Regions from separate parts of the Homo sapiens genome. Here region 1 is linked to region 2. A link is an interaction called in ENCODE POLR2A ChIA-PET data of the cell type or tissue named here. Cell type or tissue: OCI-LY7. All regions are shown on one strand. Links, peaks and the distances in the headings refer to the core of each region. The heading gives the core; the rest is flanking DNA. Region 1 overlaps EHMT1 (euchromatic histone lysine methyltransferase 1). Region 2 overlaps LOC124902318 (a long non-coding RNA gene).

Region 1 (5,373 bases), core at 86-5,085, 68 kb before region 2:
CACTACCCAAAACAGTGCCAATTTCCAGTGCACAGCATCCCCACAGACGCCACTGCTGCTGGGGACACGTGAGCGATGGCACTGCCCGGGCTCACTGAGTGGCCTCCACCGCGTTTCAAGGGCAGGCACAAAGGAACGCCCTATTGTTCCCTCGTCCTCCTCATGCTGTGCGCTGAGCTGGAGTTTCCTCAGAGCTAGGAGAGAAGCCTACCATCCCCCACCCTTTTGTTCGAAGAATACGGTTCTAGAACAGGCAGCTATGAACCAATCTGCTCTAATCCTGTTATTTACAATTAATTAATTAATTAAAACACAGCCCTCCTCACTAGGTCTCTCCCTAAGATGTGCCCAGCACTTGCTTGAGCAACGTCTTATTTTCTGTGGAATTGCTTAGAAAATCCAAGTGGAGACTCTGCTGCCTCTCTACCCTCCTCACCATTCCACGGAAAATGGAGTCTCCCAATGAACACGCAGACAGGATCATCACACAACCCACACGTGTGGACGGGGACTACACAGGCTCCGAGGGGGAGGCTCTGTTCCCAGCTCTCCTGATGAGTGGTCAATGCCATCCTCACAGCCAAGGCGGACAGATTTCCTTTTCTGCAGCCTGCATGGCAAAGAGCCAGCTGCACCGTGGCACGGCCAGCCCTTGCCCTGCACAGCCTGGCCTCTGGTCCCAGGGTCCCTGGTTCCTGCTCACCTGGCAGTGTCATCCCTTCCCAGCCTCACTCCCTCCACCACTGAGGCTGCCATGGGGGCAGGTAGGAGAATAAAACAGGAAAACACTGCTAGTCAGCAAAAAAGTTCAAGCACGCTCTTTATAAATGTTCAAACAAGGGAAAAAGTCCTGGTTTATCATCAGCATAACTGAAAAAGGTCAGAGTTCCTCCTGCTACCAGCAAATGTGGAACGGGCCTGAGCTGTTCTCAGTACCCTCAGTTGGAGGGGACCTCCCATCCCACTCCCAAGAAAGTGCACATGGTGGGTGACCAGAGAGCAAAACAGGGTTATTTTGGCAGGCAAGCGGCATGGAGGACAAGGAGGTGTCCCCACCATCACAGCAAGCGTCCCTGCTCTGCAGGCCCTGGCCCCAGCCTAGAAGCACCAATGTAAAAGAAAGAGGGATTAAGCAAAAGAAAAAAAGTACCAAATACCACGTTTCTTGCTTGTACCCCATCACTTTTTTCCTCCTGTCTTAGTGCAATTGTTGACTGCGGCCAACTGCAGAGAAATCACAGTAGCCCAGCTCGGCGGCTCCCTCTGAAAGCTCCACGCACTGGGCATGCTCCAGAGCCATCTCACGAAATGGAGGCTGCCCCAGCGGCAGGATTCCAGAGCTGCACGCGGCCGCCCAGGCACCTCCAGGCCTCCTCGGAAGCTGCTTAAACCCTCGCATTCACAACCATTTTAAAACAATCAGTGTTCTCAGATGGAAACCATTTAACGAGACATTTATTGTTTTCACCCTAAAACGTGAAGGGTCCCTCCACAGAAACCATCAACACAGCTCATCCCACAAAGCAATCACTGCTCGTAGGGCCTCTCAGGATTAGCTCTGTTGAAAAAATACTAACAAAAACCTAGACATGGAATCTGGGGACCAGCCCTCTCACAAGGAACTCAACTCACAGAGACATTTTACCTCTGGGGCCAAGAGCCCACAACATGACAGTGGGTAGGAAAGCAAACAGAAAACACCAGCTCGCAATGCGCACCTCCCACCGGAGCTCCTGTCCCAGTGCCAAGCATACCAGGGCTGGGTCTCAGGGCAATGCTTCTGCCACAAGGAGTAGCTCCAGGACGCACCTGCACGACGCAGGTTCGAGCACAGCAGTCTCCCCACACTCAGGCTGCTCCTAAACATCACCTCCTATGCCCACCCCAGCTCCAAATTTCTTACAGGGAGAGGCCCTTATACACCTATGCCAGCTCTCCAATCAAGACCAAGTTGTTTGTAGCTCTTAATACAAAACAATAAATATTTGAAGTCCTTTTTCTATAAAAATAGGGAATATTTTTTAAAATAGTGTATTCAGGTTCCAGGCAAACTGCAAAATAAAAGCACAAATATTATTTTCTATTTTTAAGGTCACATGAAAGTAAATAACACCAATCCTTCTCTATAAATGCTATTCTATAACTCCCCCACGCTTTCTAGTACAGTATCAGTGTTGACTGCCCAAGAGTTGCAAAGTGGGTGGTCCAACAGAGCCAGGCCCGCAAGCTGTGCTTACCAGCCAGGGAGGAGACGCACCAACAAAACACCATGTCCGAAAAGCAATGCAAGTGATTCCTCTTTAAGTACACAGGTTCCGCCCAGCCAAGAGCAAACAACCCAGACATGGGACTCCAAGTTCAAATGTAGAAAACACAATGTCAACAGATCCATCTTAAGGCAACAGAGCGTGGTCATTTACAAACCTATCTGCAACCCACACAGAAACCCAAGAGAATCCTGCCCTCCACCTCGGCTCCCTCCCCCATATGGACAAAGAACAGAGAAGGCAAACTAAGGGAAATAAATGCATATGACTAATAAAACAAATGCAGCTGAAAATACATTTAAAGCAACAAAGACGCCATTTTCCACTTATTGAACTGGCAAAAAAAAAAAAATTAAAGTCTGTCAATGAGAGTATCGGGCCAGGCGCAGTTGCTCACGCCTGTAATCCCAGCACTTTGGGAGGCCAAGGGGGCAGATCGCCTGAGCTCCAGAGTTCGAGACCAGCCTGGCCAACATGGTGAAACCCAGTCTCTACTAAAAATACAAAAATTAGCCGAGTGTGGTGGAGGGCACCTGTAATCCCAGCTACTTGAAAGGCTGAGGTTGCAGTGAGCAGAGATCACACCACTGCACTCCAGCCTGAGCGACAGAGCACGACTCAGTCTCAAAAGAAAAAAAAAAAAAAAAGTATGGCTAAACAGGCAATTCTCATTTAATAAAATCTCTCTGGGGGCAACTTGGCAATAGTTATCAAATTTTAAAAACACACACCACCAGGCTCAGTGGCATGCACCTGTAGTCCCAGCTCCTTGGGAGACTGGGGCAGCAGGATCACTTGAGCCCAGGAGTCCAAGGCCAGCCTGGGCCACACAATGAGAACTCCATCTCTTGAAACAAAAAAAGTACATACCTCTTGGTTGAGCAATTCTCTATTGGTAGTATAATTTTACTTATATATAATCTGTAAAATATATAATCTGTAAGATAAATTTTTGCAGAATTTATTATGCATATACTATATAGTACTTAGTTTGTAGTAATAATACACAGTACATATAATACGAATAATGGTATATGTGTAGCTTACTCTACAGATATACTAGCAAAAGTTCCCCAGATCACAGGGAACAAGGACATGCATTCCACCTTCTCTCCAGGTGAGAGGATCTGAGTCCCGCCCACAGAAGGCTAGTTATAGACATTGTTATTCCCCTACAAGGGAATATCCAAAAGCCCTTGCAGAGGGTAAGAAAAGGCTGGTGTGCTCGCATGGGAAATCACAGAACAGGGTGTCTATGATACCAAGACTCGTGTAAGAGAACAGAAAGATGCTGGTATGTGCACAAACATCTTTTTGGAATGAATTATAAGAAATTATTAATAGTGTGACATGTTTAAGTAAGATTGAGAGCAGAAACGGAGATGGGAAGTCTTTTACTCTGCAATATGCACCTTTTCTTACTATTTAGTTTATGTTTCTTTTTCTTTCTTCTGTGGACCTCAAGTGTGCTGAGGATTCTGAGCAGTCCACTCCAGCACACAGGACGCTGCTACCACTGCTCCATGCTGCTCTTCACCTGGTCAGCACCCATTAACCCACCACTCACAACAAAAACCAGGATCTTGTCAAGAATCGACACCTAACCAGCCATATGGCCCACATCACCCCATCATTACTGCCTCTTCCTGCTCAAGCCAACTATCAGAACAAGAACCATAGGCTGTAGCTTCAAAGAAAGTCCCCAAATTAACAGGCTAACAGCAAATCCATCTAAAGAAGGTACAAATGAATAACAAAATAAATTCAAAGAAAGGAACAGGAAAGAGATAATAAAATGAGTGGATATCTATACAATAAATATAGGTTAAAAATTCCAGGCCAGGACTGGGCGCGGTGGCTCACACCTGTATTCCCAGCACTTTGGGAGGCCGAGGCAGGTGATCGCCTGAGGTCAGGAGTTCGAGACCAGCCTGGCCAACATGGCAAAACCCTGTATCTACTAAAAGTACAAAAATTAGCCGGGCATGGTGGCGTGCACCTGTAATCCCAGCTACCCAAGAGGGTGAGGCAGGAGAATCGCTGGAACCCAGGAGGCAGAGGCTGCAGTGAGCAGAGATCGCACCATTGCACTCCAGCCTGGGTGACAGAGCAAGACTCTGTCAAAAATAAATAAATAAATAAATAAATAAATAAATAAAATTCAGGCCAGCCGCGGTGGCTCACGCCTGTAATCCCAGCACAAGATCAGGAGTTCGAGACCAGCCGGGCCAACACGGTGAAACCCCATCTCTACTAAAAATACAAAAAATTAGCCCAGTGTGGTGGCAGGCATCTGTAATCCCAGCTACTCAGGAGACTGAGGCAGGAGAGTTGCTTGAACCTGGGAGGCGGAGGTTGCAGTGAGCTGAGATCATGCCACTACACTACAGCCTGGGCAACAGAGCGAGACTCTGTCTCAAAAAAGAAAAATTCTAGGCAAGGTGCGATGCCTCACACCTATTATAATCCCAACACTTTGAGAGGCCATGGTAAGCAGATCACTTGAGCCCAGGAGTTCAAGACCAGCCTGGGCAACATGGAGAGACTCCATCTCTACAAAAAATACAAAAATTAGCTCGGGATTGTGGCATGTGCCTGTAGTCCCAGCTACTCAGGAAGCTGAGGTGGAAGGATCACTTAAACCCAACAGGCAGAGGTTGCAGTGAGCCAAGATCTCAACACTGTACTCCAGCCTGGGTGACAGAGTGAAACCCTGTCTGGAAAAAAAATATCTAAACAAAAATATCAGCAATTTGAATTCAACAATGTGTAAAAAATATATATATACTATCAGCAGATATTGTTGGGTAACTCACCCCATTAATAGATTTCTTGGCCAGGCGCAGTGGCTCATGCCTGTAATCCCAGCACTTTGGGAGGCCGAGGTGGGCAGATCACCTGAAGTCAGGAGTTCGAGACCAGCCTGACCAACATGGTGAAACCTCGTCTCTACTAAAAATATAAAATTAGCTGGGCATGGTGGCGCATGCGTGTAATCCCAGCTACCTGGGAGGCTGAGGCAGCAGAATCACTTGAACTCAGGAGGCGGCGGCTGCAGTGAGCCGAGATTGCAGCATTGCACTCCGGCCTGGGCAACAAGAGGGAA
Region 2 (5,373 bases), core at 85-5,084:
TCGGCCTCCCAAAGTGCTGGGATTACAGGCGTGAGCCACCATGCCCTGACAATTTTGTATTTTTTTTAGTAGAGATGGGGTTTCTCCATGTGGGTCAAGCTGGTCTCGAACACCTGACCTCAGGTGATCTGCCCATCTCAGCCTCCCAAAGTGCTGGGATAACAGGTGTGAAACACTGCGCCTGGCCCCAAAAATTTTTAAATATGGCGTTGACTTTGGAACCATGCAGCAGGAGGGGTCATGAGAAAGTTGCTATTGCAGGCTGGAGAAAGTGTAGACTATTTACCTTCCAGCAAGACCATTGCCTGTGGAACGTGGCGGACAGAAAGTGCATGCTGTGATCTGACTTTCCTGACATAGAGTTTAAAGGGCCAATTGACTTCTTTCAGTTATTTATGAGAAAGTGAAAGTAACAAAAGAAAGATGATCTGAATAAACTCTCTTGGCCCGGCACAGTGTCATACGCCTCTAATCCCAATGCTTTGGGAGGCCAAGGCAGGAGAATTGCTTGACCCCAGGAGGTCTAGGCTGCAGTGAGCCGTATTTGCACCACCGCACTAAAGCCTGGGAGACAGAGGGGGACCCTTTCACCCCAGAAAAAAAAGAACTTCCCCAAACTCCCACCAACACACCTACTAGCCTTTCTAGAACCTTCACATTGGCTACTGCCAAGGTGCACCGCCCTGTCCGACACAGCTCGTCATCCCCTCTCCTCTGCAGCCAATGCCTCATCCCTTTCCACCATCGTCCCCATGGGTGAACATCAGTGCCATGTCCCCTGCACCACGAATGTGCTCCTGACCTCCCCCCTCTTCCAGCCTCAGCTCCCTTCACTGCTCCTTTTCAGCAAAATGCTGCAGAAGAGCCGTCCATCTCAGCCTGCAACTCCTGTCCCTCATTCCTTCCGACACCCTTGGACATCTTCCCTCACCCCTCCACTGGCACTGTACTTCTCAAGGTAACGGGGGTCCCCTGTGTTGCTAAATCCATTGATTCATCCCCAATCTTCACTTTACCAGACCCAGCAGCAGCTGGGGCTGCCTTGCAGGCCTTCCTCCTACTTCACATCTTTGTTTTCTACTGAGTCCTCTTCTTTCCAATCTCTTTCCCCCTTAGTATGATAGTATTAAGTATCCCTTCTCTTTTTTTAAATGATACTCAATCTAGCATTTTAAAGAAATGTAATGTGCATTTTTTGCTGTTATAGTCATAATACATAAACTTCAATAAATACCATAGAACTTTTAAAAACTAAAAATTAACTTCCCGGCCGGGCGCGGTGGCTCATGCCTGTAATCCCTGCACTTTGGGAGGCTGAGGCGGGCGGATCACGAGGTCAGGAGATCAAGACCATCCTGGCTAACATGGTGAAACCCCGACTCTACTAAAAATACAAAAAATTAGTGGCGGGCACCTGTAGTCCCAGCTACTCCGGAGGCTGAGGCAGGAGAATGGTGAGAACCTAGGAGGCGGAGCTTGCAGTGAGCAGAGAGCGTACCACTGCACTCCAGCCTAGGCAACAGCAAGACTCTGTCTCAAAAAATAATAATAATAATAATAATAATAATAACTTCCCATACTTTTCTGATAAAGATTACAACATACTTCAAGCACATGACTGTTTTTACTTAAAAAGTGAGTTTTATCTTTTTCTTGTTTACTTCACATACTACACTGATGTAAATATCCTTTTAAAAATTTTATTTTGGCCGGGCGCGGTGGCTCACGCCTGTAATCCCAGCACTTTGGGAGGCCGAGGCGGGCGGATCACGAGGTCAGGAGATCGAGACCATCCCGGCTAAAACGGTGAAACCCCGTCTCTACTAAAAATACAAAAAATTAGCCGGGCGTAGTGGCGGGCGCCTGTAGTCCCAGCTACTTGGGAGGCTGAGGCAGGAGAATGGCGTGAACCCAGGAGGCGGAGCTTGCAGTGAGCCGAGATCCCGCCACTGCACTCCAGCCTGGGCGACAGAGCGAGACTCCATCTCAAAAAAAAAAAAAAAAAAAAAAAAAATTATTTATTGAATGTAAACTTTTATTATTTTTTTGGATATAGTATCTTCCTCTGTCGCCCAGGCTGGAGTGCAGTGGCATGATCTTGGCTCACTGCAACTTCTGGGTTCAAGGGATTCTCATGCTGCAGCCTCCCAAGTAGCTGGGATTACAGGTGCCTGCCAGCACACCTGGTTAATTTTTGTATTTTTAGTAGAGATGGGGTGTCTCCATGTTGGTCAAGCTGGTCTCGAACTCCTGACCTCAGGTGATCCGCCCTCCTCGGCCTCCCAAAGTGCTGGGATTACAGGTGTGAGTCACCGCCCTGGCCCTAATTTTTGTTTTTTTAGTAGAGGTTTACAAACAGGTTTCTGCCATGTTGGCCAGACTGGTCTTGAACTCCTGACCTCAGGTGATCCACCCACCTCGGCCTCCCAAAGTGCTGGGATTACAGGTGTGAGCCACCACACCCGGCCTAACTTTAAACTTTTACTTTAGGTTTGGGGATATGTGAGGTTTGTTACATAGGTAAACACCTGTCACCAGGTTTGTTGTACATATTATCTCATCATCCAGGCATTAAGCCCAGTATTATTTTCTTCTTCGTGTTCATAAGCTCTCATCATTTAGCTCCCACATGTAAGTGAGAACATGTGGTATTTGGTTTTCTGTTCCTGTGTTAGTTTGCTAAGGATGATCGCCTCCAGCTCCATCCATGTTCCCACAAAAGACATGCTCTCATTTTTTTATAGCTGCATAGTATTCCATGGTGTATATGTACCACAGCTTTTTTTTTTTTTTTTTTTTTTTTTGAGACTGAGTCTCGCTCTGTCGCCCAGGCTGGGGTGCAATGGCGCAATCTCGGCTCACTGCAACCTCCACCTCCTGGACTCAAGCGATTCTCCTGCCTCAGCCTCTCAAGTAGCTGGGATTACAGGCACACACCATCACGCCCAGCTAATTTTTGTATTTTTAGTAGAGATGGGGTTTCACCATGTTGGCCAGGCTGGTCTTGTACTTCTGACCCCAGGTGTTCCACCCGCCTCAGCCGCCCAAAGTGCTGGGATTACAGGCGTAAGCCACTGTGCCCGGCTGTACCACATTTTCTTTATCCAATCTGTCACTGATGGGCATTTAGGTTTTTGTTTGTTTGTTTGAGATGGAGTCTCACTCTGTAGCCCAGACTAGACTGCAGTGGTGGCATGATCTTGGCTCACTGCAACCTCCACCTCCCGGATTCAAGTGATTCTCCTGTCTCAGCCTCCCAACTACCTGGGATTACAGGCAACTGCCAGTACACCCAGCTAATTGTATTTTTAGTAGAGATGGGATTTCACCATGTTGGCCAGGCTGGTCTCGAACTCCTGACCTCAGGTGATCTGCCTGCCTCGTCCTCCAAAAGTGCTGGGATTACAGGCCTGAGCCACCGGGCTGGCCAGCATTTAGGTTGATTCCATGTCTTTGCTCTTGTGAATAGTGCTGCACTCTCTACATCCACGTTTTCCCTCATGGTAATCTCATCCAGTTTTATGAGTTTTGCCATGGTTTGAATGCTTGTGTCCCTCCAAAATTCAGGGTCTCACTCTGTCACCCAGGCTGGAGGGCAGTGGCCCCATCACAGCTCACTGCATCCTCAACATCCCCAGGCTCAGGTGATCCTTCCACCCCAGCCTCCCAAGTAGCTGTGACTACAGGCATGGGCCACTATGCCTGGCTAATTTTTGTTTTTTGTAGAGACAGCATCTTGCCATGTTGCCCAGCCTGGTCTCAAACTCCTGGGCTCAAGCGATCCACCAACCTCAGCCTCCCAAAGTGCAGGGATTACAGGTGTGAGCCACTGCACCTGTCTCTAAGAGAGCTTTAAATATAATAAATGTGCTAATGATGCCAAACTTTTTTTTTGTTTTTTTGAGACAGAGTCTCACTCTATTGCCCAGGCTGGAGCGCAACGGCATGATCTTGGCTCACTGCAACCTCTGCCTCCCAGGTTCAAGTCATTCTCCTGCCTCAGCCTCCCGAGTAGCTGGGAATACAGGTGCGCACCACCACATCCGGCTAATTTTTGTATTTTTAGTAGAGACAGGGTTTCACCATGTTGGCCAAGCTGGTCTTGAACTCCTGACCTCGTGATCTGCCCGCCTCGGTCTCCCAAAATGCTGGGAGTACAGGCGTGAGCCACCGCGCTCAGCCATGATGCCAAACTTATATTCCCAGGCTGGACATCTCTGTGAACTCTATACTCACATATTCTACTTATACATTCAACTGCCTTGTAACCTTAACATGTAGCATAAGTAACACATTTTTATTTGGCTAAGCCGCTGAGAACTTGGGGTTGTTACTGCAGCATACCCAGGCCCATCCTGACATACACACCCCTCCACCACAGGTCCAAACATCACCACTTACCAGGAGAGGTCGAGTGTCCCTTATCCAAAATGCTCGGGACTAGAAGTGTTTCAGATTTTGGATTTTGGACTCTTTGTATTATACTTGCCTGATGGCGCTTTCCATATCCAAAATCCAAAATGCTCCAATGAGCACTTCCTTTGAGTGTCATGTCAGTGCTTACAAGGTTCAGATTTTGCAGCATCTCAGATTTCAGATCTGAATGCTCATCCTGTACTTGCCGCCCCTCCCGCCGCCCCATGTGCTGCTGCTTCTCAGTGGCCAGTTCATTGGCCACCTCTCCATTTTCTTTCGAGACGAAGTCTTGCTCTGTCGCCCAGGCTGTAGTGCAGTGGCGTGATCTAGGCTCACTGCAAGCTCCACCTCCCAGGTTCAGGCCATCCATTTTCTTTCATGACAGAGTCTTGCCCTGTTGCCCAGGTTGGAGTGCAGTGGAGTGATCTCAGCTCACTGCAACCTCTGCCTCCTGGGTTCAAGCGATTCTCCTGCCTCAGCCTCCCGAGTAGCTGGGATTACAGGCATGTGCCACCACACCTGGCTAATTTTTGTATTTTTAGTAGAGACAGGGTTTTGCCCTGTTGGCCAGGTTGGTGTTGAACTCCTGGCCTCAAGTGATCCACCCACCCCGGCCTCCCAAAGTGAGCCACCACACCCAGCCCCACCTCTCTATTTTCAAACATGCCAGACATGTCGCAGCTTAGGGCCTTTGCACAGGCCGTTCCTTCTGCCAAGAATGTTCTGCCCTGTATAGCCACACGGCTCACTCTGTCTCCTTCCACTGCAAGTTCCAATGCTGTTTTCTCAGAGGACGGCTCTGCCCACCCCTGCAGCAGGGCCTCTGACTGCCTTATGGTGATGGACTTGTTCTCCCCATTGCACTTCTCACTGGCCAACGCGGTGTATGGTTCCTCATTACGTGTATGTTCTGCCCCCCTCACTCGAGTATGAGCAGGGGCTTTCATTGATTTTGTT

Evidence for each region. Peaks named below come from ENCODE experiments on the same cell type or tissue, not always from the same donor. Only the 100,000 strongest peaks of a DNase experiment are listed, where the experiment ranks them.
Region 1: POLR2A ChIA-PET joins it to region 2 with 7 read pairs; 5 of 35 experiments call an interaction of 5 or more read pairs at or near these places.

Annotation. Positions count from the first base shown.
Region 1 is chr9:137,661,830-137,667,202 of GRCh38, reverse strand. The region is part of intron 1 of EHMT1 (euchromatic histone lysine methyltransferase 1); the gene reads right to left. Among named protein-coding and RNA genes, the nearest start is that of EHMT1, 46 kb to the right of the region's middle. RefSeq lists enhancers at 201-270, 1,611-2,292, 2,348-2,852. In OCI-LY7, for the core only: no CTCF peak of the experiment used is centred there; DNase peaks (open chromatin) are centred at 2,282 and 2,832; H3K4me3 peaks cover 2,427 bases; H3K27ac peaks cover 4,858 bases.
Region 2 is chr9:137,594,126-137,599,498 of GRCh38, reverse strand. The region is part of intron 1 of LOC124902318 (a long non-coding RNA gene); the gene reads left to right. Among named protein-coding and RNA genes, the nearest start is that of ZMYND19, 6.3 kb to the right of the region's middle. In OCI-LY7, for the core only: no CTCF peak of the experiment used is centred there; no DNase peak of the experiment used is centred there.